Linked DNA regions of Homo sapiens: regions 2 and 3 are each linked to region 1. Evidence: chromatin loops called from intact Hi-C (ENCODE). Cell type or tissue: B cell. All regions are shown on one strand.

Evidence for each region. Peaks named below come from ENCODE experiments on the same cell type or tissue, not always from the same donor. Only the 100,000 strongest peaks of a DNase experiment are listed, where the experiment ranks them.
Region 2: a loop joins it to region 1, with 28 times the contacts of the local background. A loop is called at or near these places in 14 of 110 quality-filtered maps.
Region 3: a loop joins it to region 1, with 10 times the contacts of the local background. A loop is called at or near these places in 98 of 110 quality-filtered maps.

Annotation. Positions count from the first base shown.
Region 1 is chr17:75,422,545-75,430,544 of GRCh38, reverse strand. No RefSeq gene overlaps it. Among named protein-coding and RNA genes, the nearest start is that of MIR3678, 20 kb to the right of the region's middle. RefSeq lists an enhancer at 3,741-3,800. In B cell, a CTCF peak has its summit at 4,040 (motif pointing left); a DNase peak (open chromatin) is centred at 4,044; H3K4me3 peaks cover 460 bases; H3K27ac peaks cover 465 bases.
Region 2 is chr17:75,629,268-75,637,267 of GRCh38, reverse strand. RECQL5 (RecQ like helicase 5) reads left to right here. Exons shown (of 20, transcript NM_004259.7): 9 at 5,600-5,818; 10 at 6,019-6,118; 11 at 6,258-6,294; 12 at 6,431-6,489; 13 at 6,576-6,649; 14 at 6,991-7,084; 15 at 7,426-7,560; 16 at 7,793-8,000. SMIM5 (small integral membrane protein 5) reads right to left here and starts at 3,834. Exons shown (of 3, transcript NM_001162995.3): 1 at 3,066-3,834. RefSeq lists enhancers at 3,402-4,081, 4,082-4,762. In B cell, CTCF peaks have their summits at 3,234, 3,980 and 4,185 (motif pointing left); DNase peaks (open chromatin) are centred at 3,267 and 4,167.
Region 3 is chr17:75,500,892-75,508,891 of GRCh38, reverse strand. It overlaps CASKIN2 (CASK interacting protein 2), which reads left to right. Exons shown (of 20, transcript NM_020753.5): 3 at 607-658; 4 at 1,211-1,308; 5 at 1,763-1,908; 6 at 1,998-2,093; 7 at 2,179-2,309; 8 at 2,479-2,587; 9 at 2,963-3,071; 10 at 3,241-3,335; 11 at 3,819-4,080; 12 at 4,199-4,320; 13 at 4,412-4,472; 14 at 4,586-4,677; 15 at 4,930-5,040; 16 at 5,132-5,233; 4 more. The coding sequence ends at 7,812. Among named protein-coding and RNA genes, the nearest start is that of MIR6785, 6.3 kb to the right of the region's middle. RefSeq lists an enhancer at 4,193-4,332. In B cell, CTCF peaks have their summits at 4,198 and 4,397 (motif pointing left); a DNase peak (open chromatin) is centred at 4,411.

The DNA of each region.
Region 1 (8,000 bases):
ATTTGCCAAGCCCACATTGCCGACATTCCCCTAGGGTTTAGATGCTTTTCTTCCCTCCTGGACAGACATACTTGGGGTCACATAGCTTTGCCTTCAGCTGCTAGAGAGTCCCAAGGACAGTGTGGAAGAGACAATGATCAGAGGCTATGTGAAAAGAGCAAGGATTCCTTCCTGCATTCTCCCCCTGGCTGCTGGAGTCCAGCTTCTGTTCTGTAAAATGTACAGATCTTATATTTATCTATGATCGACTTGACAAATTTAAACTTGTTGAAGTCCTAGGCACACCTGTTTATTGGATAAACAGGGCTATTTGTGCCACACTGTTAATAGGGTAACTATGTTTATTTATTTATTTATTTTTCGAGACAGGGTCTCACTTTGTCACCCAGGCTGGAGTCCAGTGACATGATCTCGGCTCGCTGAAACCTCCGCCTCCCGGGCTCAAATGATCCTCCTACTTTAGCCTCCCAAGTAGCTAGGACCACAGGCACCACCATGCCTGGCTAATTTTTCTACTTTTTGTAGAGACAGGGTTTCGCCATGTTGCCCAGGCTGGTCTCAAACTCCTGGGCTCAAGCGATCCTCCTACCTCAGCCTCCCAAAGTGCTGGGATTACAGGCATGAGCCACCACATCTGGCCACTATGTATTATTATAGATTTACAGAGCTTAGATATAATATATTAAATATATTTAGAGAGCTTAGAGAGTTCACTGCCTTGCCTCCGACCTTATGCCAAAAAAACAGGTACCTAATCACCGCAACTGAAAGATATTCTGCAGCCTCAGTAACACATTCCAGTATTTAACTCACGTCAAAAAGGTCCCACTTGATCTAACCTGAATTTGCTAAGCTAGAATTTGTCTGGTTTCCAATAAATAGGGAAAGCAACAGTGGTTGTCTTTCATCACAGTTTGTACTTTAAGATGTTCACTAAGCCTTTGTCCCTTTAAAACTAAATGAAAGCACGTTCAAATTCTTTCATCTTCTATTTGTGTTTAATTTCTTTCTTTCTTTCTTTTTTTTTTTTTTTTTTTTTTTGAGACGGAGTCTCACTGTGTCACCCAGGCTGGAGTGCAGTGGCATGGTCTCAGCTCACTGCAAACTCCGCCTCCCGGGTCCAAGCAATTCTCATGCCTCAGCCTCCCAAGTAGCTGGGATTACACACGCGCACCACCACACCTGGCTAATTTTCGTATTTTTAGTAGATACAGGGTTTCGCCATGTTGGCCAGGCTGATCTCAAACTCCTGGCCTCAAGTGATCCGCCCACCTCAGCCTCCAAAAGTGCTGGGATTACAGGCGTGAGCCACTGTGCCCGGCCTCTATTTGTGTTCAATTTCTAACTCCTCAGTTACACGGAGGCCTGTGGTTCAGGCCCCTCCTTTCATGGCCTCCAAACCAGGACGGAATCTGGTGAAGAATTTTCTCTGCACAGAATATCAGGAAGGATCCCTCCTGTCTTTCACTCTATTTTCACTTCCCTTGCATTTGGAGCGGCTTCCCTGATTCATCTTCAGCCTGGGTGTACGTAAGCGCAGCTATATAAAGCAAAAGGTTTTCCCCATCTGACACAGCTAAATATCAGAGAGAATGAGTAATCCGTTCTGGTTGCTAGGCAGTTCTGGTATTTATATTGATCTTAGCTCAGGATACTTATAGAGATTTAATTTTCCTAAAGACCAAATGCTCATGTTAATTTGGGAGAGGATGGAGATTTGATTTCTTGAGCAGGGCCAAAGATTCAGGAACGGGTTGATTGTTAGCCCCAGAGAAGCTGCCAGCAGAACTTGGAAGCAAGTTGCTTGATTTCTTTGGAGCTCAGAACAGAGGCAGTATTGGTAAACTTCCGGGGGCTTTGTGACTGAGTGAAGTCTCATAAAACACTCAGCTAGGCCAAAAAAGAGAAAGGATTGGAAAAGCAGAAGCATTAGAATTGATATGCAAGCACTCCTATCCTGTTTGCAAATGAAACAAGCCTCTAGAAAGCAGGAAAATGGACATTATCAATTATTTCTCACACACCTTACATTATTATAGATGAGGACTCTGAGGTTTGCAGAAGTTAGTTGAGAAATTATGCCAAGTGTCCAGCACAGGGCCCGAAAACATAGTCAGTATTCTGTACGAGTTAGTTCTCCTCCTAATTTAATTGCTTGTAATAAGAAGGGTTAAAGACAGGCTTAATAGAGTGGACATTCTAGTTGCCAATTAAAACCCAGGCCGGGCACGGTGGCTCACGCCTGTAAATCCCAGCACTTTGGGAGGCCGAGGCGGGTGGATGACGAGCTCAGGAGATGAAGACCATCCTGGCTAACACGGTGAAACCCCGTCTCTACTAAAAATACAAAAAATTAGCCGGGCGTGGTGGCAGGTGCCTGTAGTCCCAGCTATTCGGGAGGCTGAGGCAGGAGAATGGCGTGAACCTGGGAGGCGGAGCTTGCAGTGAGCTGAGATTGCGCCATTGCACTCCAGCCTGGGCGACACAGCGAGACTCCATCTCAAAAAAAAAAAAAAAAAAAAAAACCCTTAGCTGTATTGTCATATAAAACACAGCCAGTAAACAGTGTCTGTTACCACCAAAACTATTGGTTTTCATTATGCCACGTTACTTCACCTTCTCCTGTGGTCAGATTGCTCGGAGAGGGGGTTGTTCCCGGTGACAGCCTGGTTCAGGGTGCCCAGATGCCTTGGGGGTGGGGGCTTGGGGCAGGCTTGCATCCTTGCAACCAATCTTGTTCCTCTAGGTTCTAACTGGCAATTATCTTACTGTCATGATCCAGACATACAATAATAATAGCAGTAGTAGTAGTAGCTTACTTTTTTTTCATTTGAGACTGAGTCTCGCTCTGTTGCCCAGGCTGTAGTGCAACGGTGCAATCTCGGCTCACTGCAATCTCCACCTTCCGGGTTCAAGCAATTCTCCTGCCTCAGCCTCCCAAGTAGCTGGGATTACAGGTGCCTGCCACCACGCATGGCTAATTTTTGTATTTTTAGTAGAGACAGGGTTTCATCATGTTGGCCAGGCTGGTCTCGAACTCCTGCCCTCAAGTGATCCGCCCACCTCGGCCTCCTCCCAAAGTGCTGGGATTACAGGCATGAGCCACTGTGCCCAGCTGTAGCTTACATTTAAGAGCTTGCTGAGGGTTAGACTCTGAGCTAAACACACTGTGTGCATTATTTCATTTTTGCTCCTAAGACAAAATGTCCATACATTCAGGATCCTAACCAGAGAGGAAGACATCAGACTTTGCCACTGAGCAATCTAAGTCTGAAAATGTTTTAGAAGTGAAAAGAGAATAAATTCCACAACTTTCTGCCCTTGAGCCATAAAACCAAAAAAGAGTCTAGTAGAAAGGGAAGATATGTTTCATAGAAGGCAGAGAAAATGCAGCTTCTGAGTTTATTAAGTAAATGGGAAAACATTATTTCTGTTCTTTTGTAACCACAAAGAATTGAAACTTGTGGTTGGCCGGGCGCAGTGGCTCACGCATGTAATCCCAGCACTTTGGGAGGCCAAGGCCGGCGGATCACGAGGTCAGGAGATCAAGACCATCCTGGCTACAACGGTGAAACCCCGTCTCTACTAAAAATACAAAAAAATTAGCCGGGCGTGGTGGTGGGCGCCTGTAATCCCAGCTACTCGGGAGGCTGAGGCAGGAGAATGGCTTGAACCCAGGAGGCGGAGCTTACGGTGAGCCAAGATCGCGCCACTGCACTCCAGCCTGGGTGACAGAGCGAGACTCGGTCTCAAAAAAAAAAGAAAGAAAAGAAACTTGTGGTTAACAAAGATTTAGGGGTTGGCGGGGGAGGGAGAGAGCAGTCTTGTTGGGTCGTGAATTCTGTTTTGGTTCCAGGGAAATAGGGTTTCCATTACATATGGTGCAACAGGATATTTCCTCCACGCTCCATCAAACAACGTTTCCTGGCACTTCTAGTGCGGCGAGTCCGGGCAGCAAGGTCGAATCCATTTTTGGAGCCAAAGGACTGCATTCCTTTACAGTTAGTTAGTTCTACAACCACCTCTGAGGAAATGCCTGCCTGTCTCGAGTGACATCTAATGGCAACCAAGGGAAGTACCCGATTTTCCAGCCTAGGTAAGGATCACCTACAAATGCTGCACTCTTTGTCACAACAGAAGCCGCTTGATCCTTTCCCTCACTAATTACCCTGTGGTTGATGGCAACACGTAGGGCTGACAACATGAGCAAGTAGAAGTTATTCCACTTGCTAATTAAAACCGTGAAGTATGCTTTCATGTAAAATGTGAAACCACCGAGTTACATTTGAATGTTCCCAAATCCTGGCCTCGGCAGTGATCGTCCTGGGTAAGTCACTTGTCCACCAGGGGTACACCTGCTTAGCTACAGGCTGGAGTGGCATGTTTTCTCTGTAAAGGGGCCCTAAGACATTTTTTTTCTTTCTTTCTTTCTTTTTTTTTAAGACGGAGTCTCACTGCGTTGCCCAGGCTGGAGTGCAGTGGTGCGATCTCGGCTCACTGCAGCTCCTCCTCCCAGGTTCAAGTGATTCTCCTGCCTCAGCCTCCCGAGTAGCAGGGATTACAGGGGCCTGCCACCATATCCAGCTAATTTTTGTATTTTTAGTAGAGACGGGGTTTTACCATGTTGATCAGGCTGATCTCGAACTCCTGATCTTGTGATCTGCCCACTTCGGCCTCCCAAAGTGCTAGGATTACAGGTGTGAGCCACCGCTCCGGACCATTATTTTTTCTTTTCTTTTCTTTTCTTTTTTTGTGAGACAGAGTTTCATTCTTGTTGCCCAGGCTGGAGTGCAGTGGCGCCATCTCGGCTTACCGCAACCTCCGCATCCCGGGTTCAAGTGATTCTCCTGCTTCAGCCTCCCGAGTAGCTGGGATTACAGGCATGTGCCACCACACCCGGCTAATTTTGTATTTTTAGTAGAGACGGGGTTTCTCCACATTGGCGAGGCTGGTCTCGAACTCCTGACCTCAGGTGACCTGCCTGCCTTGGCCTCCCAAAGTGCTGGGATTACAGGTGTGAGCCACTGTGCCCGGCCTGCCATTATTTTTTCTATAAAGCTTTAAGGCACTGGGCACAGTGGCTCACACCTGTAATCTCAACACTTTGGGAAGCCAAGGTGGGCAGATCCCTTGAGCCCAGGAGTTCAAGACCAGTCTGGGCAACATGGAGAAACCCAGTCTCTACTAAAAATACAAAAATTAGCAGGGTGTGGTGTGGTGGTGCCCACCTGTAGTCCCAGCTACTAAGGAGGGTAAGGCAGGTGACAGAGGGAGACCCTGTCTCAAAAAAAAAATAAGAAGAATAAAATAAATAATGGTCGTAATCTACAAAGCGTTTTGAGATCATTGGGTGACTGGCAATACAGGTATGCTCAGGAGAGAACAGCTAAAAGATACAGTCTGAGAAGCTTTTAATAACTATGACAACGGTGGATCCAAGTGGAATTGTTAAGACGAAGAAAGGGAAAATTGAGAGGAGAATGTCTAAAAGGTAAAAATTAAGAAAAAAAAATTTTTTTTTTGAGATGGAGTTTCGCTCTTGTTGCCCAGGCTGGGGTGCAATGGTGCAATCTCAGCTCACCGCAACCTCCACCTCCCGGCTTCAACTGACTCTCCTGCCTCAGCCTCCCAAGTAGCTGGGATTACAGGCGTGTGCCACCATGCCTGGCTAATTTTGTATTTTTAGTTGAGACGGGGTTTCTCCATATTGGTCAAGCTGGTCTTGAACTCCCAAACTCAGATGATCTGCAGGTTTCAGCCTCCCAAAGTGCTGGGATTACAGGTGTGAGCCACCACGCCCAGTCAATTAAGAAACATTTTACAACACTTGGCCGGGTGCTGTGGCTCACGCCTATATTCCCAGCACTTTGGGAGGCCGAGGCGGGCGGATCACGAGGTCAGGAGATCGAGACCATCCTGGCTAACATGGTGAAACCCCGTCTCTACTAAAAATACAAAAAAATTAGCCAGGCGTTTTGGCGGGCGCCTGTAGTCCCAGCTACTCAGGAGGCTGAGGCAGGAGAATGGCGTGAACCTGGGAGGCGGAGCTCGCAGTGAGCCAAGATTGCACCATTGCACTCCAGCCTGGGAGACAGGGCGAGACTCCGTCTCCAAAAAAAAAAAAAAAAGGAAAAGAAAAAGAAATAATCTTTTTTTTTTTTTTTTAAGAGAAACGGGATCTCATTGTGTTGCCCAGACTGGTGTCAAATTTCTGGGCTCAAGAGATCCTCCTGCTTTGACCTCCCAAAGTGCTGGGATTACAGGTGTGAGCCACCACACCCAGCCAATACGCATTGTCTTATTTTGTTTCATTTTCATGTCAACTCTGTTTTGAGATATATTATTATTATTACTATTTTGAGATGAAGTCTCACTCTGTTGCCTAGGCTGGAGTGCATTGGCATGATCTCAGCCCACTGCAACCTCCGCCTCCTAGGTTCAAGGGATTCTCCTGCCTCAACCTCCCAAGTAGCTGAAATTACAGGCGCCGACCACCACGCCTGGCTAATTTTTTTGTATTTGTAGTAGAGACGGGGTTGCACCATGTTGGCACCATGTTGGCCAGGCTGGTGTCAAACTCCTGACCTCAAGTGATCCACCCTCCTCAGCCTCCCAAAGTGCTGGGATTACAAGCATGAGACACCGTGCCCGGCCTGTTTTGAGATATATTATTATCAACACTTTTCCAGATGAAGAAATTAAGTCACAAACAAGTGACAAGACATGTCACAGATTCCTCACTCAGCACTGGGAACCGGCTGGTTGGCACTGGAACCGTCTCTCCTACATTAAATCCTGTTCTTATTTCACTGTGTCTCTCGGGTTGGTCCTCTAGTGCTCAAGCTGTAAACCTGGATGTCGTCCTGCTTCTCACTCTCACTCACCTCTCATTTCCAACCCTGCCACCTGTGTTTTCTCCCTACAGTAATATCTCAAGTCCACCCATCCCACGGCATCTCCAATGCCTCCAACGGAGATCAAGGTGGATCTCTAATCCCCCTTCTTGGTTCAAGTCCACTTAGATAGTTGAAACAGGCTTCTAAATTTGTAATTAGGCCAAGCGCGGTGGCTCACCCTTGTAATCCCAGCACTTTGGGAGGCCGTGGTGGGTGGATCACCTGAAGTCAGGAGTTCGAGACCAGCCTGGCCAAGCTGGTGAGACCCCCGTCTGTACTAAAAATACAAAAATTAGCTGGGTATGGTGACGGGTGCCTGTAGTCCCAGCTACTCAGGAGGCTGAGGCAGGAGAATCACTTGAACCCAGGAGGCGGAGGTTGCAGTGAGCTGAGATTGTGCCATTGCACTGCAGCCTGGGCCACACAGCAAGACTCCATCTCAAAAAAAAATCGTAATTAAATCATATTTGTTTACTGGCTTGTTGCTTGTTGCTCACCTTTCCTCATGTGATTGTAAGCTCCAAGAGGGCAGGAACCCTGTCCTTTTATTTATTTATTTATTAGACAGGGTCTTACTCTGTTGCCCAGGCTGGAGTGCAGTGGTACAATTTTGGCTCACTGCAGCCTTGACTTCCAGGGCTCAGGCAGTCCTCCTACCTTGGCCTCCTGAGTAGCTGCAACTACAGGTACGCACCACCATACTTGGCTAATTTTTGTAATTTTAGTAGAGATGGGGTTTCACCATGTTGCCCAGGCTGGTCCCAAACTCTTGAGCTCAAGGGATCCACCCGCCTCGGCCTCCCAAAGTGCTGAGATTACAGGCGTGAGTCACTGCGCCCTGGCCCAACCCTGTCCTTTTTAATTCACTCATGCATCCCTAGTGCCTGGTGGTGTGCCTGGCTCATAATGCACATTCAGTATGTGTTTGTTGAATGAATGAGTGAAAGAAAATGTACTAATTCAGCAATTCCATAGTCTATTAAAATACTGATGTTGAGGGTGTGGTAGCTCATGCCTGTAATTCCAGCTACACAGGAAGCTGAGATGGGAGGATTGCAAGACCAGCCTGAGCGACATAGTAAGACCCTGTTTCTAAAAATAAAA
Region 2 (8,000 bases), 210 kb before region 1:
GAGCGGGCAGGGAGAGCTTTTTCGCTTGTGCCACACCCAGAGACCCAGGGAGAGATTGCAGGGGGCACTTTTCCTTGTGAGCGAGAGACCTGGGGCTGTGCTCACCAGAACAGGGAGGAGGAAGGTTGGACTGAGGCTGAATTTACTGGTGCAGGAAAAGTGGGGTTTGTTGCTGAGAAGCTCTGGCCAGCCTCCTCCAGGGGCTGCAAAGTGGGAGAGCTGCAGACTCATGCCGGGTGGACCCCGGCCTCCAGCGGGGAAAAGTGTCAGTTCCCAGCAGCAGCAGGCTGCGGCTGTGGACAGTGTCATAGCTTTGCGCCCAGGGCTTCCCTAGGGGGCTGACTGGAAGCTGAATTTGCCAGCCAGGCATGGCCAGCCTCACCCAGCCCCAGGGTCTGACCCAGGGGTACTCACGGTATCCTGTCACACAGTGAGCAGAAGTAGGACCGTTGGACGTGGCTGTTCTGCCCCCAGAGAGCTGGAGAGGAACCCCGGGACCCCCTTTGTTTTGCAGTTGATATCTTGTCATTTGGAGCGTAAACCCGCGACTGAACCTTCATGGCGCAGGTGGGGGAGCTGAGGGGTCCTGTTCTCTAAAGAGGAGGAGGCGCATTCCAGCCGGTCCCCAGGTGGTCTTCCCAGCGGGCTATTTAAAGCCAGGCCAAGGAGTGCCTGACACTTGGTGCCCAATATAACCAGCAGCCGTCAGGTGACTGTGTGGCATGTGCCCCAGCCGCTGCTCCTAAGGGAACCTTAGTGTTCCCAGCTGTGGCGAGGGGAACATGGGAGCTCTGAGGCTGGCCACCTCTCCTCCCCTTTCCCTTCCTAGGTTTGGCAGGAGGAAGGCAGGGAAGCCCAGGAGGGCTACTGATGATCCCATATTTTTCCCGTCTTTCTATCTCAGGTTCACCCAACTCCTTCCAAAACCACACTTCCCACCTGCGAACCAGGGCAACCAGTCCCTCCCAACCCCACGCTTGGTAGTGCCCACCTGCGAACCAGGGCAACCAGAGTCCCTCCCAACCCCACGCTCAGTAGTGCCTTGGTTGGAGGCTTCTCAGGGTCCTCAGGGGTTCCTGAGTGGCTGCCAGAGCAAGTGGTGGCTCCCTCTGGCCTTAAGAGGGAGTGTAGCCCAGCTGCCACCAGGCCCTCCTGCTGCCCAGGCTGCCCAGCCAGCCCTGCTTGGAGCCTTCAGAGGGTGTGCCCTGGCTGCAGTAGCGGTCAGCACAGGGGAAACACTCAGGGCAGAGAAGGCTGGCAGAGCCGGAGGGATGGGAAGCATTCCTTTATGTGGCATCTCCTGGCACACGGAGCCTTGCAACAGGCAGGCATCCCGCAGGCCAGACAGCTGCCACTTGGTCCCGAAGCTTCCCTGTTTCCTCCTCGCAGAGCTGATACTCCAACCCCAGGCGCCTCACGAGGAAGGGCTGGCAGCAGGCGGCGTGTTTGAGACTGATAAGCGAGGTGTGTTGGCAGCGCGGGGCCCCAGAGGGCTGCTTGCTCTGCCCTGTTGTTTCGTCATGGTGGGTTTTAGTCACCCTTGCCCTGTTGGGCATTATCTCGTTTGAGGTCCACCTAGAAGGAGGCATAACTGACACTTGTGGGAGATTTGCAGGGTCCTGTGCCTGAGCAGCCGGGGGGGATGCCCCTATTTGTGGCACTGAGCCTTTGGGTGACTCCCCTTTTTGCCCTGGCTCCAACTGGAAGTAGAAAGTGGTGCTTGAACCCCTGGCAGGCCCTGCTCCTGTAGCCACCCAGGGCGGGAGGAAGCGCTTTCTGCTGCTGGTGTTAGAAACAGTAGGCGCTCTTTCTGCAGCTACAGAAGCTGGCTGTTCATTCACCCTCCGTCCTGGTTCAGGGACTGTGTTGGAGAGACCCTGTCCACTCGTGTCCTGTGGATGCAGGACAGGGATCCCCACCTGCCTGCCTGGGGCGTCTTGTGAGTGACAGCCACTGGGGTCTCCAGGCTCACCGCTGTGCCCCGACCCCGACCTGGCCTGACTCTTCCCTACTGTGCGCCTCCCAACACCGCAGGAGCTTGTCTCCCCAGACACCAGCCCCAGCCGAAGCCCCCAGCCTCTGCTGAGCTGAGAACACTTGGGCTAGTCCTTGGTTTCCACATTTCCCTGGGTCATTGTTTTTGTTTCTCACTAGATGCCAGCTTGTTTGCTTTGAGGAAAACATATGGGGGGTGGTGGCTTTAACGCTGGCTTGAGGACAGGGCGGCAGGAGGAGTAGGCAGCCTCGGCTCACGGGCCCTGCCCAGGAGGGCTGCTCTCAGTGTTCCCCAAAGAACCAAACAGCCGGGTCCTGCTTCCTTAGGGGTGGTGTCATGTCAGCCTGTGCATCACGGTGGCACAGCAGAGGTCCCGGTTGCCAGCGTGGTCCCTCCCAGCCTCACTTCTGTGACCTTCTGCCCACCTGAGCCTGAGTTGAAAGTCAGTCCTCCAGGTTCCTGGTTTGGTGTTCAAGGCTCATCACCAGAGGGAGATCTAGGAGTTTATGGGGTTCTAGATGGGCCCAGGGAGGAGGACCCAGGCTGAGCCGTGAGCTGAGAACACCAGCAGTGAGTGGGCCAAGCCCCTGAAAGGACACAGATGGGCAGAGTCCTGCTGCATCCTGGGGGCGCCGCATGCTGGCTGGGCAGACCCTGCGCTGACCTCGACAGGGCTCTGCCCTAATCCTGGGAAAAAGGGAGGCTCAGCAGGCCGGCAGCCATTCTCTCCCAAGCTGGACAGCCAAATCCCTCTTTTAAGCCCCCTGAATAAAAGAGCTGAAATGAACTTGCAGAATAAGCAGGCCCTCGGGGCCCCTCTGCTGCACAGCAGGCGGAGCAGGAGGCGCTCTGAGCAGAGCCCCCAGCCCTCCCCTAGTGCAGGGTCCCAGCAGCAGGGAGAGTGCAGGTGTGTGCAGGAGGCTGGCTGACTTCCCTGCAGGGAAGCGACCCAGCATGTCCCCGAAGACCTCTCCGTGTTTATGGTAGACTGTGGCCCTTCACCCTGGGGGCAGGGGACCCTTGCTGCTCCCTCCCTGTCCCCCCTTCTTCTGTGGCCATTGCCACTCACCTGGGAGCTCAGGTGTTGGGGGCTGAGCAGCAGTGCCCCAGCGCGGAGCCTCCACGTGCTGTCCTCGTACTTCCTTCGTGGGCGCCGCTGCTCCCCTGGGCGCCTCAGCCCAGCTCCTCTGCTGACAGCCAGCTGCTGTCTCTGCCTGGCTTTTTTGTTGTTGGTCGTCCTGGAGATCCAAGTGTCAAATTACCGTCGCGAGGGGGAGCCCGAGGAAGCCCTGCTTGGGAACTTGTCCTCCAACTTCATGTCCCGGTGCCTCACCTCTGCCCTGAGAGCGCTGCTCAGGGACAAGACAAGCTCCCTCTCTCCTCCTCCTTCCTCCTCCTCTCCCTCTCCCCGACTCCCACGCCGTGGGCTGGGCCTGGGTTGGGAGCTGAAGAAAGAAGTCGGCTCTCTGCCTTCCTGGCCAGGAGGACCCTGGGGAGGCTCCACCTGAGCCTGTGGAGGGGAGTCCTGCAGCGCTCTCAGGTCTGGGGCACCCACCCTGCCCTCAGGAAGGCCACCCCTTCTGTCCCTCTGGCCACTCCCTGGCTGGTCCCTCCCTCTGGCCTCTCTCAGGAACAACAGTAAACAGTGGGGAGCTGGTGGCCCTCTCAAGCTGAGCAGGAGGCTTTGCAACCAGTCCCTGGGGAGGCCCTTGTGCCGCTCAGCATCTGAAGGCGTCTTGGGGGAGAACTTGGAATCCTGAGTGACCTGGGAGTGGCCTGCGCGCCCGGCAAGGCGCCTCATGTTCCTTGTGAGGTGAGGGCCTTCTGCTGGGGCTGTGACCGCACTCCTGGCCCAGCTGTCAGGGCAGGGCTCCAGAGTCCAGGGGCCGGGCCCTGTGACATTTGCCTGGTTGTGCCTCCCAGCAGGCTAGGCTGTGTGGAGAGAAACCGACCCCAGCCCCGCTGTCAATGGAGCTCTTTGAGTCCGAGCACAAAACCCCAGTGAGTCAGGGCCTGAGGAGGGCAGGGGGAGGAAGCCAGCCATGTGGTCACACCACTCGGATGCCAGAGCCTCCCAGAGGCTGGACAGGCGGCCGCTGTGCGGGCGCACGGACTCCTGGGGATGAACCATTTGTTGCATTTACTCATTGGAGCAGAGTGGGGGCAGGAGCGCCCTCTGGTGGCCGCCTCGGCTGTCCCAGCCCAGGTCAGGCTTCAGAGCTGCATTCACTCAGCTAAAAGAAAGTCAGCCAGGCCCTGCTTCCTTACCGGGGTGTTGCAATCAGCCTTGCATCCTTGAGCCTGCGCCTTGGGGTCGCAGCCCCTCAAAGGGCTTCTTGCAGCCGCAGCAGTGCTCACACTGGGAGGAGTTCTAGTTAGAGCAGTTAATGCCAGCTATTCTTGTCCCTGGGATGTGGCACCCCAGACAGCCCTGCCTGTGTTCCAGCATCTCCTCTTGGGCTTCCCTACCCTGTGCCACGTTCCTGGTGGCAGGAATGGCTGTTTATAAGGAGCCTGAGAGAGCTATGGCCCCTCTTGCGGCCTCTGCAGCTGCCCCAAGGGTCGACAGCCACCCCCATGCAGAGGGAACAGAGATGCGACAGAGCCTCGTGGGCCAGCCAGAGGCTGCTCCCTGCTCCCAGCATGGGCAGAGGCCGCTCACCCCAGGAGGGCTGCAGCAGGGTTGAGACAGAGGAAGACGAGAGGAGGACTCCAGGCGAGGCTGCGTCTCCCTGGCTAAAGGCCCCACCTGTGACACCCTCACGGGTTGATGATGGGACATATTACTACACAGCCGTGCCTGCCTTAGCAATGCAAATACGTTTTGAGAAATTTAACTTGTCATTGTGCGGTCACAGAGTATACTTAGGGAAATCAAACAGCAATTCCAGGGAAGAGAAGGAAAAAAATATCAAGCGGCACAGCCTCCTACACACCCAGGCCATGCGCTACAGCTTGTTGCTCCTAGACCACAAACCTGTACATCACGTTACTGTCCTGAGTACCGTATGCAGTTGTAACACAGTGGTATTCACATATCTAAGCACACATAAGCATAGAAAAAGTACAGTAGAAATACAGTGTTAGAATCGTAGGGGACCACCATTGGCTGTGCAGTCATTCCATGGGGCATGACTGTACTGTAATGCACTTCAGACATCACCTCAGCCATCTTCGCTCAGTCCGTGAGGGCTGTGCCTTTCTGCACCATCTTACTGACGGGAATGCATGGGCTTTAGGAGGTGAAGTGTGTCACCCAAAAGACACCCTTCATGGCAGAGCCAGCATCTACATCCCATTGCCAGAGGACAGAGGGGAGGAGCAGAGGAGTAACTGGACAGAGTGGGGTTCACATCCTGCTTCCCGGGAGACCCCCATGTGTTACGTGACCTTGGGAAAGTTGGTTCACCTTATCGTCCTCATCTGTGTAGTGGGGAGAGCCAAACGATGCCTGGTGCAGCTTGGATGAGATGAGGGGTGTGGGGCTCCCGGCATGGTGCCGGACGCGGCAGTGCTCGCTCAGCTAGCGATTCAGGCTCGGGTGAACAGACGCTGGCCGACTGGGCTCTCCGCCCCTCACCTCTGCGGTGCTGCCTGCTCCAGGTGCCGCCATGCCGCCATTGCCAAGTACTTCGGGGATGCGCTGCCTGCCTGCGCCAAAGGCTGCGACCACTGCCAGAACCCCACGGCCGTGCGGAGGCGGCTGGAGGCCTTGGAGCGCAGCAGCAGCTGGAGCAAGACCTGCATCGGGCCCTCCCAGGGGAACGGCTTTGACCCCGAGCTGTATGAGGGAGGCCGCAAGGGCTACGGGGACTTCAGCAGGTAAGGGGCCGAGAAGCCAGGGCTCCAACCCGCTGGAATTGCCTGGCATTCCCTTGGCGCCAGGGCCAGACCAGAGGTGGCACGATGCCGCAATCCCCCCTTGAGCTGGTAGGACATCAGGGACATTGCCGTTCTAGCAGCAGCACACATGGGGAGGGCAGAGCCCAGGCCAGGGCCACTCACGCCTGGCCTGTCCCTAGGTATGACGAAGGTTCTGGAGGCAGCGGGGATGAAGGCAGAGATGAGGCCCACAAGCGGGAGTGGAACCTCTTCTATCAGAAGCAGATGCAGCTGCGCAAGGTGAGGGGAGGCACTCAGTGGCCTGTGTGGGGCCCCTGGTGGCCCCCTGCTCGCACCTCTCAGCCCCTTCTCTGGTGCTGGATGGGACTGTCCTGCGGCAGGGCAGGACGCCTCATGGGTCCTTCATGTTGTCCTCCAGGGCAAAGACCCCAAGATAGAAGAATTTGTACCCCCAGGTCAGTACAGAAATGTTCCTGGAGGCTTGTGGGCTCTTCCCGGGGCATGGAGGGAGGATTCTCATCCGGGCTGTGGGGGACCTCAGAGCGCAGAAGGTGGAGCGAAAGGACCAAGGACCACCCCCCCCCCCCACAGATGAGAACTGTCCCCTGAAAGAGGCTTCTAGCAGGAGGATCCCCAGGCTGACTGTGAAGGTAAGAGACGGGCAGCTCCTCAGCCACCCGCCGGGGCCCTCCCCCAGCCGCGAGGCCATGCGACCAGTCTCACTGTCCTGTGCCAGGCACGGGAGCACTGCCTGCGGCTTCTGGAGGAGGCGCTGAGCAGCAACCGCCAGTCAACACGTACCGCTGATGAGTGAGTTCCACGATCACTGGGCTGAGGAGCACTCCAAGCTCTCGTTCCCTTGGAGACTGCAGGACCCTGTCAACCCTGGCCTGTTTGGGCCACCTCTCCCCAGATTGTACCTCTCCTACTCCAGGGGACTGCCCCTACAACCCCACCAGGGCCAGGCATGGCTACAACTTAGGTGCTACCAGCAGCTGCTGAGGGACAGTAAGCCACAGGGTGCTCAGAGAGCCCTAATCAGAATCCCTGTGCCCAAGGCCTACCCCACCAGGCCTGGAGTCCCGCAAGAGCTCAGCAGGGAGAAGCCCAGGCCCACCTGATACCTTGTGCCTGTTACCTTGCACCCACAGAGCTGACCTCCGGGCCAAGGCCGTGGAGCTGGAACATGAGACATTCCGGAACGCCAAGGTGGCCAACCTCTACAAGGCCAGCGTGCTGAAGAAGGTGGGCCTGGTGCAGGCGGACCCAGGGTCGTTGCAGGGGCCCCTCCATACTCTGACGCAGAAGCTGTCTGCCAGCTCTCTGGGCTCAGGCAGCCCAGAACTCACCCTCCCCAGCCCACCCCAGAGACAGTTTATGGGGGTAGAGCTCCATTCTCCACTGGCTGGACATGTTTCTAGCCAACCCTGTGAGGATGGGAGGCCTAAAACTTGCCCAGTGGTCAGTTGCCTGTGGCCACTGGCCACAGAAACCCACTTGTAGTGCCTAGTAGAAAAGGAGGGCTAGGTGGGGCATGTCAGGAGGAGCTGGCGGGTGCCACAGCCTCCCTGCCTATCCCTGCCCAGGTGGCCGATATCCACAGAGCCTCCAAGGATGGGCAGCCCTATGACATGGGAGGCAGTGCCAAGAGCTGCAGTGCCCAAGCTGAGCCCCCGGAGCCCAATGAGTATGACATTCCACCAGCCTCCCATGTGTACTCGGTGAGCTGTGGCCCAGTGGCCTCCAGACCTGTGACCAGGAAAGGCTTCACTTCCCCTCTGCCCTCAGGGGTGCACCTCTTGCCAAGGCCTGGCTCCCCACCAGGGTCCTGCCTGCCTCTTCCCTCCCACACTCCTGAGAGCCCCGTCCCAATGTGAGTTACTGCTCCAGCCAGCGGTGCCCTCAAGGGGGCCTAGTGGGCTGAACCTCCTCTCCTCCTGCTCACATTTACAGCTCAAACCCAAGCGGGTGGGAGCTGGTTTCCCCAAAGGCTCCTGCCCGTTCCAGACGGCCACGGAACTGATGGAGACAACTCGGATCAGGGAGCAAGCCCCCCAGCCCGAGCGGGGAGGCGAGCACGAGCCCCCGAGCCGGCCCTGTGGCCTCCTGGATGAGGATGGGAGTGAGCCCCTCCCTGGGCCCAGAGGGGAGGTCCCTGGAG
Region 3 (8,000 bases), 78 kb before region 1:
AGGCACTGTACTCACAGCCCCCGTGAGCAGGTTCTGATCAGCTCATTTTACAGTTGAGGACACTGAGCATGGGAGGTTAAATGACTTGTCACAGTCACACAGCTGGTGCCTGGCAGAGCCAGTGTTGGGTAGAGGTCTGTCTAATGTCACCTTCCTCTGGGATGCCCCAGGACTGGGCATCGTGGCCTGCCCTTGAATACCTAGTGCCTCTTTCCTTCTCTCTCCCCACCCCTCGGCCCAGTAGGACAACATGACTCGCTGCCTGGCCCATTCAGGCAGGAATGCTAACCATGCACACCGTGGGCCTGTCCACTGAGGGCACATCGTGCCAGTCCCACCCCCCGCCCTCTTTGGCTCTATAAACAAGCGGGACTGGGGCGAGGGGAAGCCAGCCCACTGCCGCAGCAGCATCCTGCCCTCACTGCCCTCATGCTGCTGGGCCGGTGGGCCAGGGTGGGGAGCCACAGGGACGGGACAGGCGGAAGGCCATGGGGCAGGTGCTTTCCTGCACGCCAAGAGGTCAGCCGGGCTGTGACAGGTGGGGGGAGGGATGCTGAGTGAGGGCAGTCATCTGATGGCCCTGACACCTCCTATCCTGACCCCTAGAGCTCCTGGGCTCCACAAAGAGGCTCAACGTGAACTACCAGGATGCTGATGGGTGAGTGGGAGCCCCTGTCCCTCTGCAGAGCTGCTGGGTGGGGGCAGTAGAGCCCCAGGGGTGGGGCTGGAGGGAAAGATCCTGAGGCCCAGGGTCCCTTTCCCTCTCAGACTTGGCCCTGGAAGTGTATTTGCTGCGAGCTGTGGGCCCTGTCCCTGGGCTGGAGGGAGGGGGCACCCGCCCGCCCGTGGAGTTAGCCCTGAGTGAGGGGAGGGGCCCTGGTGCCTCTCCGCAGGGCCTCCTGGGGTCAGATTCCTTTGGGGCCCCCTTTTCTCCCTGGAGGGTAGGAGCCCTCAGGCTCCTGCTCCCACGGCCCCCTCCCCTGGGCCAGCTGGGAGGCGGGGGGGCGAGACAAACGGGCCTCTCAGTGCAGACACTGAGCCCTTTCATGCTGTGGCTCAGCCACTGCGCTCCCACGGCAGGGCTGCTGGGGTTGGGGGGGCCAGTAACCCATCCCTGCCAGCCCCCAGGATAGGTTCGGGTATGGAAGACCAGGATTTGGGGGTGGGGGCTGCCCACCAACACCCCTAACTTTGTGTCCTCCCACATCAGATTCTCTGCCCTCCACCACGCTGCTTTGGGGGGCAGCCTGGAGCTCATAGCCTTGCTGCTAGAGGCTCAGGCCACTGTTGACATCAAGGACAGCAATGGTGAGACCCCCATGTGCCCCCGACCCCCACCCTGGGCAGGTAGGGGCCCTACCCAGACCCTGGGACCAGAGCTTGCTCCTATGACAACGTAGCAATGCTAATAGATGCTAGCACAGCGTCTCTGGGCTTGCAAGTGGCTTTTCCCCGTTTACTCTTCACAGCCTTCTTGCATAGGCGAGTGGTACTAACATCCCATTATTCAGATGAGTAGGTTGAGGCTCAGCGAGGTGTTGTTGCTGTCCTGGGGTCATCATGATCCACAGTGGGCACAGCAGGACTCTGGCTTCAGCCCTGTCGAGCCGAACCTCTTCCTAAGCACACCTGGATAGAGCCAGCATTGCATCCCCGTGGGCTCTCTGCCCTCCCAGCTGGGCTGGCTCCGTACTCTGCTCAGTTCCTCTCCACCCCCAACGCCGTCCCAGGACCTCCCTCAGAAACCCTTTCCTCCTGCCAGGCATGCGCCCGCTGCACTACGCAGCCTGGCAGGGCCGGCTGGAGCCTGTGAGGCTGCTGCTGCGCGCCTCTGCGGCTGTCAATGCCGCCTCGCTGGACGGACAGATCCCCCTGCACCTGGCTGCACAGTATGGACATTATGAGGTGGTACGTGAGGCTGCCCACAGGGGCGTGGCGCAGGGCAGGGTGGGGTGCCGGACAGGCCAGGCCCCCTCACTCGGCTCCCCCAACCCCAGTCAGAAATGCTCCTCCAGCATCAGTCCAACCCATGCCTGGTCAACAAGGCCAAGAAGACGCCCCTGGACCTGGCCTGTGAATTTGGCCGACTCAAGGTGAGGCCTGCAGCCTTGGGGTGCTGGGTCCTGGACATCTACAGGGTCTCAGGAGGAGGCTCTAACTGGGCACTGGGTGCTGCAGGTGGCCCAGCTGCTTCTGAACAGCCACTTATGTGTGGCACTGCTGGAGGGTGAGGCCAAAGACCCGTGTGACCCCAACTACACCACGCCCCTGCACTTGGCTGCCAAGAATGGCCACAGAGAAGTCATCAGGTACCCTTGGGGTCCCCTCGCTTCCTCATCACCTGCCTGCGGGACCATCGGTGCCCCTCAGTGCTCTCCCCCACTGCCCTTTTCACCCGGGCTCTCCATCTCCCAGGCCCCCAGCAGTCAGCACCCCCTCCTACGCCACCTCCCCCGTGACTCCCCCCGTCCACTGCAGGCAGCTCCTGAGAGCTGGGATCGAGATCAACCGCCAGACCAAGACGGGTACGGCGCTCCACGAGGCCGCACTGTATGGCAAGACCGAGGTGGTGCGGCTGCTTCTGGAGGTGGGTATGGGCCCCTGCTCCCTCGCAGGTGTCCATGGAGCCTCTGCCCTGTGCCCCTGACTGGCTGGGGAGGTACGGGACGGAGGACTCCAGCGTGGTTTTTGCATGGGCGTCAGGAAAGAGGCCTGACTTCCTTCTGAATGGTGCCGAGGCGGTGCAGATGGATCGGGGGCAGACCAACCTGATTGGCACCCCAGATCTGCCTCTTACTAGCTGAGTGAACTTGAGCTTGTCCTTGACTGAGTCCCTGAGCCTCTATGTCCTCATCTGTAAAATCGGAAAATGGTAATAGTACCTATGTCCCGGGTAGCTGAGAGAATCGGGTGAGGGGTGTCAAAGTGCTTAGCGTGTGCTCATGTGACACTGTGCACCCAGGGAGGTGTGGACGTGAACATCCGGAATACGTATAACCAGACGGCGCTGGACATAGTGAATCAGTTCACCACCTCCCAGGCCAGCCGGGAAATCAAGCAGCTACTGCGGGGTGAGTGCGGGGGAGGATACCCTGCCCAGGGGGCCTGGGGCCGCTCAAGTGGTACCAGGATGTGGAGGGGGAGTGGACGTCCCTGGGGGAGGGTTGTCAAGGGCATGAGGGGTGGGAAGATGCCCTAAGGACCCTTAGATGACACCTGTCCCCCACCCCGTTTTCTTAGAGGCCTCAGGGATCCTGAAGGTCCGAGCGCTCAAGGATTTCTGGAACCTCCACGATCCCACTGCTCTCAATGTCCGGGCAGGGGATGTCATCACGGTGAGGGACCCCAAGCAGGCATTCCTTTGCAAATACAAATGATTGCTGTTACTTATTTGGGCACCTGCTATGTTACCACGTTCTGCTCTGAGGTCTCTATATGCACCCTCATTTAATTCTTCTTAAAGCCAGGGAAGGCAGTGCTGTTAGCATTTCTTCTTTACAGATGACAAAATTGAGAATTAAACAAAATAAAATCAAGAGAAATTCAAGTGACTTGCCCAAGGTCACACAGCTAGCAAGTAGTGGAGCTGTGATTTGACCACGGGCTGCCACTGGGGCTCGCCCTGGAGGCACAGGGGAGATTGAGCTGGCTGCTGGCAGCAGGGGCGGAACTTGGGCCAGTGTGGGCATCAGAGGCCAGCTCCTTAGGGGTAGGGAAAGAGCTGGACCAGGGTTGCCGGACCGCAGCTGCAGGGACAACCGTTTGCCACTTGCCTGGTGCTGGGAGTGACCGTCCCCGCCCCCCACCCCTGGCCGCAGGTGCTAGAACAGCATCCCGACGGCCGCTGGAAGGGCCACATCCACGAGAGCCAGAGGGGCACAGACCGCATAGGCTACTTCCCCCCGGGCATTGTCGAGGTGGTCAGCAAGCGGGTGGGCATCCCTGCAGCCCGCCTCCCCTCCGCACCCACCCCCCTGCGCCCAGGCTTCTCCCGGACACCGCAGCCTCCTGCCGAAGAACCCCCGCACCCTCTTACCTACAGCCAGCTTCCTCGGGTGGGCCTCAGCCCAGACAGCCCAGGTACATCCTCCCAGGGGGCAGTGCTGGGCACTGTGTGGGCGTGTGGCCTGGGCAAGCTGCCAGACAGCTGTCAGAGCGACACTTGGGACTCTGACCCCTTGGCTTCTGCCCCCCACAGCAGGTGACAGGAATAGTGTGGGCAGTGAGGGCAGCGTGGGCAGCATCCGCAGTGCCGGCAGCGGGCAGAGCTCTGAGGGCACTAATGGCCATGGCCCTGGCCTCCTGATTGAGAACGCCCAGGTAGGATGATGGGGTCACGGACCAGGTCAGGGCTCACTCCCCACTGCCAGTTCCCCAAATGCTGAGTTGGCTCCTGCCCTGTCTCCTCCAGCCACTGCCCTCTGCTGGAGAGGACCAGGTGCTGCCAGGACTCCACCCGCCGTCCCTGGCAGGTAGGAAGGGTCAGGGGACCTGGGTTGGCTAGGAGAGGTGCAAGTAAGGAGGCCGAGGGTGGGCACCCCTTCCTCCTGCCACCTTTCCATTCCATTTTTCTCTCTCCTTGAAGACAACCTGAGCCACCGCCCTCTGGCCAACTGCCGCTCTGGGGAGCAGATCTTCACCCAGGACGTGCGGCCAGAACAGCTGCTGGAGGGGAAGGTGTGACCTCCACGGGGTGCACCGTGGGCCTCGGGGGGGAAGGTGTGACCTCCACGGGGTGCACCGTGGGCCTCGGGGGGGAAGGTGTGACCTCCACGGGGTGCACTGTGGGCCTCGGGGTGGGTAGGGCAGGGTAGAGGCAAGAGCCTCTGTATGGACTGAAGCCCCGCTCAGGCAGGTCCTGAGCCCCTGGTGGGGGCTAGGGCCTTGGTCCAGCTCCTGCTAATTCTGCCCCCTTCCCCCACCCCGCAGGACGCGCAGGCCATTCATAACTGGCTAAGCGAGTTCCAGCTGGAGGGCTACACTGCCCACTTTCTGCAGGCCGGCTATGATGTGCCTACCATCAGCCGCATGACACCTGAGGTGGGTGCTGCAGCCGGGAAGCAGCACCCAGCGGGCGGGGGAGGGCCCAGCAGGCGGGGGAGGGGCCTGATGGCCAGACTTTGTGTGGCAGGACCTGACGGCCATCGGGGTGACCAAGCCTGGGCACAGGAAGAAGATCGCCTCAGAGATCGCTCAGCTCAGCATCGCCGAGTGGCTGCCCAGCTACATCCCAGTGAGCCATCAAGGGTGGCTGGGGAGTGGGGCACGTGCTGTCACCCTCAGCTGTGGCTTTGCGGTGCCTTTTCTCCTCTGGCTGGGGGCGGAGGCTGGCTGGGAGTTGTTCTGAGGACGGTGCTCTTCCAGACGGACCTGCTGGAGTGGCTGTGTGCACTGGGGCTGCCACAGTACCACAAGCAGCTGGTGAGCAGCGGCTACGACTCCATGGGGCTGGTGGCCGACCTCACCTGGGAGGAGCTGCAGGAGATTGGGGTCAACAAGCTCGGTAAGGACTGTCCTGAGGCCTGGCTGGGCCCCCACCTGCCTCCGGGGTCTCCAAGAGAAGACAGTATGGGGCCCAGCGGTGACCAGGACAACCCCAGCCCCAGCTAACCTTGCCACTTCCGTCCCCCATCTCAGGGCATCAGAAGAAGCTCATGCTGGGGGTGAAGCGGCTGGCGGAGCTTCGGCGGGGCCTGCTGCAGGGGGAGGCCCTCAGCGAAGGCGGGCGCCGGCTGGCCAAGGGTCCGGAGCTGATGGCCATCGAGGGACTGGAGAACGGAGAAGGCCCAGCTACAGCTGGCCCACGGCTCCTCACCTTCCAGGGCAGCGAACTAAGCCCAGAGCTACAGGCGGCCATGGCAGGGGGTGGCCCTGAACCACTCCCCCTCCCACCTGCCCGCTCTCCCAGCCAGGAGAGCATCGGGGCACGCTCACGGGGGTCTGGCCACTCACAGGAACAGCCTGCCCCACAGCCCAGCGGTGGAGATCCCAGCCCCCCCCAGGAGAGGAACCTCCCAGAGGGCACAGAGCGGCCCCCTAAGCTTTGTTCTTCACTTCCTGGCCAAGGACCCCCACCCTATGTTTTTATGTACCCCCAGGGCTCACCCTCTAGCCCGGCCCCAGGGCCACCTCCTGGCGCACCCTGGGCCTTCTCCTACTTGGCCGGGCCCCCTGCCACTCCCCCAGACCCGCCTCGACCTAAGCGCCGGTCCCACAGCCTAAGCCGCCCTGGCCCCACAGAGGGGGATGCTGAGGGGGAGGCCGAAGGGCCAGTGGGCAGCACCCTAGGCAGTTATGCTACCCTTACCCGGCGGCCAGGACGCAGTGCCCTTGTCCGGACCAGTCCTAGTGTGACCCCAACCCCAGCTCGGGGGACTCCTCGCAGCCAGTCCTTTGCCCTGCGGGCCCGGCGCAAAGGCCCCCCGCCCCCGCCCCCCAAGCGCCTCAGCTCCGTCTCTGGCCCCAGCCCGGAGCCACCTCCACTAGATGAGAGCCCAGGGCCCAAGGAAGGGGCCACAGGGCCCCGAAGGCGAACACTGAGTGAACCTGCTGGCCCCTCAGAGCCCCCTGGCCCACCTGCCCCGGCTGGGCCCGCGTCAGACACGGAGGAGGAGGAGCCAGGCCCTGAGGGGACGCCCCCATCTCGGGGCAGCTCTGGGGAAGGGCTGCCGTTTGCAGAGGAAGGGAACCTGACCATCAAACAGCGCCCGAAGCCCGCTGGCCCCCCGCCCCGAGAGACACCCGTGCCCCCCGGCCTCGATTTCAACCTCACGGAATCAGACACTGTTAAGCGGAGGCCCAAGTGCCGGGAGAGAGAGCCACTGCAGACCGCACTGCTGGCCTTCGGAGTGGCCAGTGCCACGCCTGGCCCCGCTGCCCCACTGCCTTCCCCAACTCCTGGCGAGTCTCCTCCAGCTTCTAGCCTTCCCCAGCCCGAGCCCAGCAGCCTTCCAGCCCAAGGAGTTCCAACCCCCCTTGCTCCCAGCCCCGCCATGCAGCCTCCAGTGCCGCCCTGCCCAGGGCCAGGTCTGGAAAGCTCAGCAGCTAGTCGGTGGAATGGGGAGACAGAACCCCCGGCCGCCCCTGCTGCCCTCCTCAAGGTGCCCGGAGCAGGTAAGAGGGGAGGCCTGTGGGAGAGTCACTGCTGGCAGGGTTGTGTCTGACCCAGCCAAGTCCCAAGCCAACCTTTTTGTCTCTGCAGGAACAGCCCCCAAGCCTGTGTCGGTGGCCTGCACCCAGCTGGCATTTTCTGGCCCTAAGCTAGCGCCCCGGCTCGGCCCCCGCCCAGTGCCTCCTCCACGGCCTGAGAGCACTGGGACTGTGGGCCCAGGCCAGGCCCAGCAGAGACTGGAGCAGACCAGCTCGTCCCTGGCAGCTGCACTGAGAGCCGCAGAGAAGAGCATTGGCACCAAGGAGCAAGAGGGGTGAGGGGGGCCGGATGGGGAGGGAGAGAAGGCTGCAGAGAAACAGTGCTCCCTGCATCCTCTGCCCAGGGATCATGGGGATGTTGGAGGGGGACATTGCAGGCACTAACGGGATAAGAGGCCAGGTGTTGAAATCACCTAGATCAGGGAATCCTGGTGGCTACCATTTAAGAGGCACAGGAGCCTGGCCGGTCCCTTGCCTCCCTGAGCCTCTGGGAGCTATGACAGCTCCCTGCCCCAGGGCCAGTGGGGTGCAGGCCACTGGCTGATCTGACCGCATCCTTCCCCTTGCTGCAGCACCCCCAGCGCCTCCACCAAGCACATTCTGGATGACATCAGCACCATGTTCGACGCCCTGGCTGACCAGCTGGACGCCATGCTGGACTGAGCCCTCCAGCAGTGCCCACTGTGACCTGCCGAAGTCCACTGCCTTTGCCCCAGCACAGAAGAGGCCCCTGCCACCCTAGGGACGGGCCAAGGGCTGGTCAGGCTGAAGTGCCCCTCCTAGCAGGGCCCCTTCCCACTCAGCCCGCGGCTGTGGGCACCACAGCTCTTGTGGGGCAGCCCACCTTAGAA